Linked DNA regions of Homo sapiens: region 1 is linked to region 2. Evidence: chromatin contacts called from ENCODE Hi-C data. All regions are on one chromosome and are shown on one strand. Each heading gives the region's core, a stretch centred on a gene start or an enhancer-like site at or near the end of the contact. The rest is flanking DNA. Distances are from core to core; before and after follow the strand shown.

The links. A loop is a pair of places that touch in the nucleus more often than their neighbours do.
Region 1: a map of gastrocnemius medialis shows a loop between it and region 2 (2.0-fold over the local background). The contact joins the promoter of LINC02266 here to the enhancer-like site in region 2. A Hi-C loop is called at or near these places in 1 of 168 maps with a recorded cell type or tissue (gastrocnemius medialis) and 1 of 37 single-sample maps with no recorded cell type.

Annotation. Positions count from the first base shown.
Region 1 is chr4:145,338,733-145,342,926 of GRCh38, forward strand. It overlaps LINC02266 (long intergenic non-protein coding RNA 2266), which reads right to left and starts at 1,687. Exons shown (of 4, transcript NR_147156.1): 1 at 1,629-1,687; 2 at 233-352.
Region 2 is chr4:145,277,134-145,281,676 of GRCh38, forward strand. No RefSeq gene overlaps it. Among named protein-coding and RNA genes, the nearest start is that of LINC02266, 61 kb to the right of the region's middle. Within about 2 kb of position 2,083, at least 4 of the 41 ENCODE cell types and tissues checked have a DNase peak (open chromatin) inside an H3K27ac peak, as active enhancers do.

The sequences.
Region 1 (4,194 bases), core at 437-2,936, 61 kb after region 2:
TCTGCCAAATGCTTCACTGCTCCCTAGAGTAACATATATTTACCTTCAGGGTTGTAGCCAGAGCTGTAAACTGCATGTTTTCAGTCCCCTAGGAAGGGGAATGTCTCAATAGAAATACGTTCAGTGCATCTAGGGACCCCTTTCTAAAATTTTTTCTTTGTAATCCTTTGTGACCTTAAGTTGATTCTTTGAAGTTTTATCTCAGATATACAGGATGCAGGAAGATGCTTACAATTCAATCAGATGTCAGGATTCTGTTTCTTTATATGCAAAGAAAAAAACTGGATGAAAAATTATTTAATTAAAACATACGGTCACAGTTCTTTCTGGACAACTTCTGGTAGTGATGCATCTGCAAAAAAAAAAAAAAGAAGAAATCTCAAAGCAACCAGATTTCTTCTTTGTTCTCTCTCTCAGATTTTCCTCTTTTGTTTTTTCACATTTGTATTTTTTTCCAACACCTGTAAGAAGTACTTTCTCTGTCCCCTTGTCTTGTTTGTAGAATTATCAGCAGTATTGCTCCTGACTGATGACCTCAACAATAAACAAATGTTTGAACAAGGCACATGCCCCTTGTTTCAGCTTTTATATTTCACTCTGGCTCTTTATTTCCCTTTAGAACCATGATGGTCAGAGCATACACATTTTCTGATATTTCTTCAGAATATTATATCAGGACACTGCTTTCATTTCCTTTCTTCATAAACTCTCGATTTCTACCAAATGGCTTCTGTGGTGAAAGAGTCTTTGGGCCTCCCTGTTGCCCATACCCAACCTTTGAGCCTAACAGTAGTTCTGGCTGGAGGATGCCCTTTAGCTCACAGTTAAGAACAAGGGGGCATTTTACCCCACCGCTGGTCTAGTTAATTTACAAACAAACAACAGAGCAAATGGCCCAGCTGCTGCGTGGGCCTTTTCCTGTGTCCATGTCTCTGACCCCCAGAGGAGTGGGTTTCCCATCACTACTAATGTCAACTGGTGCCTGATCATGATCCTGACTGCCCCTCAACCTTTGTTTTGAGTGATATGAATGTAATCCCATATATAACCAGACTCTAAATCTGAATTCACAAAGAACTATAATTTTCAAAATGACAGTGGCTGCTTCTTAACTCTTAGCAGTAATTCTTAAATCTTAGTGTGTTTCATAATGCAAACTCCCTGTTCCTTACCTCAGATAATTGAAACAGATTGTATGGGAAAGTGATTCCCAGGAATCTGTATTTTCAATAAGCAGCCCTAGGTACTCATGATGAAGGGAATCTAACAGACTAGTCTGGAAACATTGTCTTAGAAAGTGTATTTTTCTGGTTCTAATGATTGATAGGGAAAAAATGCTTATTTTAATAATAGTTTATTTTATTGGAAGATTTCATTCATCCAACAAATTATGTGCCAGGTTTGCACATTGTACGAAAACACTGGGATTAGTAATACAGCATTTCTCCCATCAAAGAACCTCAAATAATCCACTAGTTTCTTTTAACCTAATGATCTAATATTTAAGAGCTCAGGCTCTAGAGCCAAGCAGACCCGACACTGCCAATTACTAGTTGTGCAACTTGAGCAAATTACTGAAACCTTCTGAGCCTGTTTCCACATTTGAAAATGGGGATAATAATACCTACCTCATAAGATTTGTTGTGAGGAGCAAATAAGATAAGGCACGTCAAGGGTTCAGCACTTCTGATAAATGCAAGAGGAAGATAAGAGGGAAGGTCGCCTGAGAATCTCCGACAAGCATGCGCACTGGGAGGATGGGGTGGAGCCACAGGAAGTTCTAGCCCATTGCAGCGGGGAGGAGCCTGGGCTCTCCTGTTCCTAGGTGGGAACCTGGGATTCAATCTGTGAGGCAGGAAATCTGCTAACAGGACTCTCTCTTGCTTTGTGGAGAATTATTTTTCCTTTTACTTTTTGCCCACTAATTTCCATTTTTCCTCACCCTTCAAAGTGTCTGCATGCCTAACTCTTCCTGGTCATGTGACAAGAACCTGGTTTTTGCTTTTTTCTACAACACTTCTTTCACTCAAGTGTCTGGAACATAATAAGTGGTCAGTAAATGTTAAATAAGGATGAGGATGGCTAATGATAATCATGATATGACAACAAAAATACTATTTATAAGAATTAATTAGCTTCTTAAGAGTCTTACAAAGATAAATCCGTTTTCCTTCTCATATGAGGAAATTTTGCATTATTTCTTCTGACAGATATGCTACACAGACTTCACACCCCCAACTCAAAAGAGTGACCACTTATAAAAAATACGTATTTTGGGGGAAATCTAAAATCTGCCCATAGGAAACAGTCACAGGAAGTTCTTATTCCTTGGCCTCAAGAACCTCTCATTTGCCAAAAACGAATAGAAGATCTATAGAACACAAACTAATTTAAAATAAAATTCATTATAACTTTAGTCCAATAGGTGAGGTAAACAAGAAAGATTACTTCCAAAACATTTCTAATTCATAAGCATTTACGGAATAACTTTCTATATACATGCTCAAAACCATTCCTAAATGTAAGATTTGTTTCTTATATACATGTACACAACAACTGAATTATTTAATAATAATTCTGGTAGTTTTTGAATAAGTTTCAAAGTCAGTGCTACAGACAGTGAGTATTCTGGGAGTAAACAGAAGGAAGGGACATGGTGGGCAAGGAAGGTTCTGGAAAATAGAGGGTAGATTTCAGCAAGGCATTGAAATATGGGTGATAAGACTGGAATAAGGAGAAGATCTGTGCATGGGAGTGAAGCACCCCCTACCAAAGCAAAAAAAAAGAGGAAGGAGAATGCACTAGAGCATACCACATACCAAGTGAGGGAATGGCATTTTGAGTGACAGAACCAGATTCTCACACATGCTTGTCAGTTGGAGCCAAGCACAAAGAGGGATGAGAAAGAACATTGACCCCACAAAGATGACTGCGTCTCAAAGGAGGTTTCTAATCTAAAACACAGAACCAGTTTTCCCCAATGTACAGGCTGCCTACTAGAAGTAAATTAATTAACTTTGGAAGTTATTGTTATCTACTTTGATTTAACTACCATTATGTCTATCTTATTTGATGGGGGACCCAGTGCATGCAAATTTAATTTTCAAAACACACTGTAGCTATAAACATATAACCCAATTTTGATATTATACATTTATGTCAGTTGCTTACATCCAATCGTACCTACATGTGTATATGTCAGATTAATTTTGAATACCATATTTGGCTATAATATTTTACTGTGTTTATTCAGACTTTACAATATCATAATTTCTCCTATCTTCTGAAAATATTAGAGACATCCAAGTCAGGTGTGACCAAATTACATTTGAAAAAATTATAATTTACAATTGAATATCTTAAAGTCTATTTGACCAATGTCATTGGAGAATAAAGTTGCTAATATAGAGTGATCCAAACATATGTCATCAAAATACTTTCTCTGTAAACCATGAAATCCTCATTTTGACATTAATTTTGTGATGTATAGTCAACAGTAATATGATGAAAGAATTTGGAATGGATTATTGTGTTGTTTAAAAACCTGTACGGAAAACAATGTAATGAATATTGAAGTATGAACAAACTGCTATAATGCTACTGCTGCTGCTGCTGAAAATTATGGTGATGCCTAAACTTATTAGCATTCACTACCTACCTGGCACTGTTCTAAGTGCCATACACACATATGCATATATATTTATACTTCTTTACTTTGTTAGTGAGTACAAACACTATATAGAGACAACTAGCTTCTAATTTTTTCCAAGATGATGAGTTTCTACATTAATCCTGCATAAATTAATATATAAATATAAGTATGAACATATGCTTATAAATGTCCTTACTGAATGTAGTTCTAATGCTTGTGAGGAGATGAACTGAATGGAAATTGAAGAGTAAGGATTATTATATAGTCACAAAAATGAAGAAAATAAAAATATTATGAGTATAAAATTACATTAGTTTTCAATTTTTTATTGTGTTTATATATAATTCTATTAAATATGTGATATTAAAATTCAAAGTGAATGGAACACTAACTGAATATCTCAGGCCTTTGTGTTATACTGTGCAATTTTTATTTGAAATGTTTACCTGAGTCTTAATTTTGTCATTTTTTTAAAATGGGAGAATTGCATTGCTAATATAAAGTGATCCAAACATAACTCATGAAAATGGTTTCACCCTCTC
Region 2 (4,543 bases), core at 833-3,332:
ACTTAGAGGTGTTTCTGATCAGCTTAGAAGGGTCTCCAGGGATGGTGGAGGATAGCAGCCTGAACTGAATTGGAATCAGTTCTCCACTCTCCTAGAACAGTTTTTGATCCTTTTTATTCTTTGAACTATGTGTCTGTTTGTAAGTGAGCTTTGACTCACCAGAGTTGGAGAACCCAAGAGACGTTGGAGAGAGGTGGAAGAGATAATGTATACTCATTGAAAAAATCAGCAAGAAATGAGGAGAAGAGAAGGAAAGGAACAGCATCCACAAAAGCCATCCAAGAGGGAGAAAAAAGAGCAAAGTATGATCCACCAGCGGGGATTCTGTGATGCAGACAGGGCTGACTTACTATCGGGCACAGTGCTGAGGGGCTAGAAAAGTGTTTTAATTTCTTTAACATCAGAAGAAAAATAAATGAGCCTTTAGGTCAAGAAAAAAGGTTGTTTTTTGTTTGTTTGTTTGTTTGTTTGTTTTTTGAGACAGAGTCTCGCTCTGTTGCCCAGGCTGGAGTGCAGTGGCATGATCTCGGCTCACCACAACCTCTGCCTCCCAGGTTCAAGCAATTCTCCTGCCTCAGCCTCCCGAGTAGCTGAGACTATAGGCGTGCACCACCATGCCCGGCTAACTTTGGGCTTTCACTATGTTGGCCAGGCTGGTCTCAAACTCCAGACCTGGTGATCCACCCACCTCGGCCTCCCAAAGTGCTGGAATTACAGGTGTGAGCCACCGCGCCCAGCCAAGAAAAAGTTTCGATATATGATATTAGTGTGTTTATCATTATACCAACACAGTCATAAGATAATGTTTAATATATTTTTATGAGGAAGGGGTCCATGAAGGCAAAAGTGTCTAGGGCCCATAGAAGTCACAAAATGCACCCCTGGGTACACTCTCATGTCCCAAATGATTTAAATTTATTAAACATGTATGTGCTATGCAGTTTTTTGCCACCTGTGATATTCTTATTCTCATTTTACAAATGAAGACTCTGACGCCTGGAAGGCAGTGAAGAGAAAGAAAGTGATAGAGTTGGGGGCTACTCTCAGGTGTCCTGATCTTCATTTCAGTGCTCTTTGTGCAAAGGGTGCCACAGGAGGTGGCAGATATGGGGCAGGGACAAATATGGAAAGAATAGAATCAAAATTTAAAGTATGGAAGGATTTATAACTGGCCAAGTGTTTCCCCAGCCACCACATTTTCTTCCTGAGATGACACTTAGTTGTCAAAATGTATACTTTTAGGTAGCCCAAGAAGGTATAAGGGAAAGTGAGGGGATGGTGCTGCTGCCCAAGACAGACTCATCAGGGTGGTTATTATTAGTGCTTCACTTTCCTTTGTGATCATGTTCTATAAACATGAATAAGACATGACAGAAACAAAGTTTAAGCCCTTGGCATAAAGTTAAAGCCTTTTAAAGACATTTAGTAAGATTGCCAGTTGCTGAGTTGTTACTGTGTTTAAAGGAAGGCTGCATTAAAATTCAGTGGTGAGTTAAGGTTCTTAACTGATACATATGTGCTTTCTAAAAAACCCAGTTTCTCTCAGAAAGATTGTTTTTGTCTTTCATAAAATATATATATATATACACACACATATGTATATATATGTGTGTGTATATATATGTATATGTGTGTGTATATGTTTTGCTCCCTTTTGCTATATTATCTATAACCTAATTTATTCTGAATTTGAACTTGTGGTTTGATAGGTAGCCCAAATGAGTCATTCAAACAAAAAAAGACATGATCTCATGAGCACTATTTTAAACATTTACTCTATTATTCAGAAGTCTTCATGTTTCTAGAAACAGCCATCTCTGCCTCCCAGATGGTCAACTGTGGACAATGAGATAACCCCCGCAAAGGAGTGAGGAGAGGATAGTGCCTCTAGGAGTAAAGTACTGATAATCACACCTCAAAAAGCCATGCTGCTCTGGTCTGAGACAGAGACCGTCCCAAAGTCTAACTCTCCTAATAAACTATTAGATACTACATTAAAAATTAATTTGGACGAGAGTTACCCTGTGATTCACTTTATGTAGATCTAAGAAAGCAAGAACATGAGTTAGCTGACAGCTAACCCGGCAGCATGTTTTCCTTCTTAGCTGCAGGGGAGAATAATGTACAGGAAAAGGTGATGTAATGATTGTCTCACGTTCATTATTCTCTCCCAAATGAATAACCTTCCACATCAAGGATGAGCTCACTCACTATTAGTGGAATAACATCTGGTGAGCATGGGCCCCCAGCTGAACACGCTATTGGTTTGGGGTTATATTTAACCAGTAGAGACTCAACTATTGTTACATGTATCACATGTGCAGCCCAGTTATATTGCAAATATCTTTTTAAGGGGTAAGGAAATACTCCTTAAAGTATTTTAACATGCAAGCCTTTTCCTTATGAAACAAGGCACCAACCTATTCCAAAAGAGATCTTAGGCTATTATTAGAGTGGAATATCTGAGACATGTGACAGAAGCCTTGGTCCGCTTTGGCTGAGGCTCGGATGCTTGCCATAGCTATCTAAGTTTAAATTTCAAATCACGGATAGGAATCTCTCTCCTTCAATTTCCCTTCCCATTCTTAATTTCCAGGCAGGCCTGCCACATGGACAATGGTGGATTTTGCAGTGTAATCTCTCTAATAGATTTACTGTAAATGATGAATCATCCTAGTACTTAAATCTAATGAGTAATGCTGTAAGTCAATTTGGTTTTAAAAAATGCAGCCTAGCTAAGGTCATCAGTTAAATGTGCTAATACAGAGTAATGTAGATGTTCAGACACAAGCACAATCGGTCCTAATGGTCAGGAAGCCCAAATACTCTGGAATCTGCTGTTTGTCAAAACCTGTAGGAGAATTGCTCCCTGAAAATCATGACATTTAGAAAAGAAGATAAGAATTTCATTCCATCAGCATGAGGAACACTCCCTAAAGTTTAGGCTCCTCTGATTGTTCTCTTCATAAAATGTATTAACACTTTATTGTGAAGACATTAACAAGCTATAATAATTTTTATTTAAAAGACCAGTTATGAAAATAATACCTATTTATTGAAGAAGACACAAGAAATTCAGAGAAGCACAAATAAAATACAATGCACCCTGCTTCTAACCATGCAGACCTCTTGACCTATGTTAGTTTTTTTTATTTGAGTCTATGTAAGCATTTTCTCATGTTATTAGCTATTCTTCTATATTTTATTCTGAATGGTCATATAATGGGATATCATGTGACTGTACCATAATTTATCAAATCTGCTCTGTCTTGGACTCTAATTTCTTGCTATTATAACCAAGGCTGTGATAAAAGTCTGTGTAGCTAAATCTTTGCACACATAGGTGATTATTTGCTTAGGATAAATTTGCAGAAATAAAATTGTTGGGTCAAAGTGAATGTGTATTTTTAAGGGTTTCGATAACTGTTAAGGATACCATCATAAGAGAATGGGAGATTTGCTTCCTTCCCTGCAAATGGTATCCTCAAGATTAGAGATGTTGCCTAAGTCCCTCTGCCTCAATCAACCTCTGGTTCCTTATCTATAAAATAAGAGGGCTGGAACAATGAGAAAACAATGACGTTAATCCTGCCAAATGACTCTCATATATTACCTCATTTACTCTCTGTACGGTAATCCCCTGAGACAGGTTAAATGCCTTGGTGAAGTTCTATAGCTTGCAGAGAGAAGAGTCATAACTTGAACCTGGGTCTGCCCTCTCCAAAGCCCATGTTCTAACCTACCTACCTATACAGTTGCTTCCAGGGTTATCACTGTCACTCACTGATCCTGTACACTATGTGAGAGCCACTGTTCCAGGTGCAGGGGATTCACTGGTGAACTAAACAAAGTCCTTGACCTTGGGACTCCTAGTAGGGAGACAGATAGTAAGTTTATAATATAGTATCAGGCAGCAGTAAGTTCTATGGGAAAGATGAAGCAGGGAAGAAGATAAAGGATGGCTAGGATCCTGTTTTAGATAGAATGGTGGGAGAAAGCTGCTGTGTCTGAGTGGATGAAGTGAGTGACGCTGCCATGGAGATTTGTGGAGAGTAAACTCTCCAGGCAGAGAAGCAGCAGTACAAAGGCCCTAACACCGGGACATGCCTCGTGAGTTTGGGGAACTGCACAGCCATCATTAGGGCTGACACGCAGTGAGACTCACACTGAGTCTATGAATCGGCCCAAGCATATTCTGGGGCAGGGGTAGTTAGATATTAGGCACGGGTGAGCACTGAGCAGCCACTGGCAGGCAACACTGGTGGAGGTGACATCACCTCCACGCTTCTGAGAAGGAAACACGGCTAAACTCCCATCACCTGATGCTTCTGTAGCTGGAGCTCAGGCCACAGCATTAAAACTCTATGCCCTGGGAAAACTCATGCAACTGCATTTCTGGACTCAAAGGGAAGAATTTTGATCCATGGATCATTCGGCCATATAATTACTCACCTTCACCCGAGGAGAAGCAATGTTTGCTCCATATATCACTGGGAAATAAAATAGCAAGATAAAACATAAAGAATTTATTTGACTAGAATTA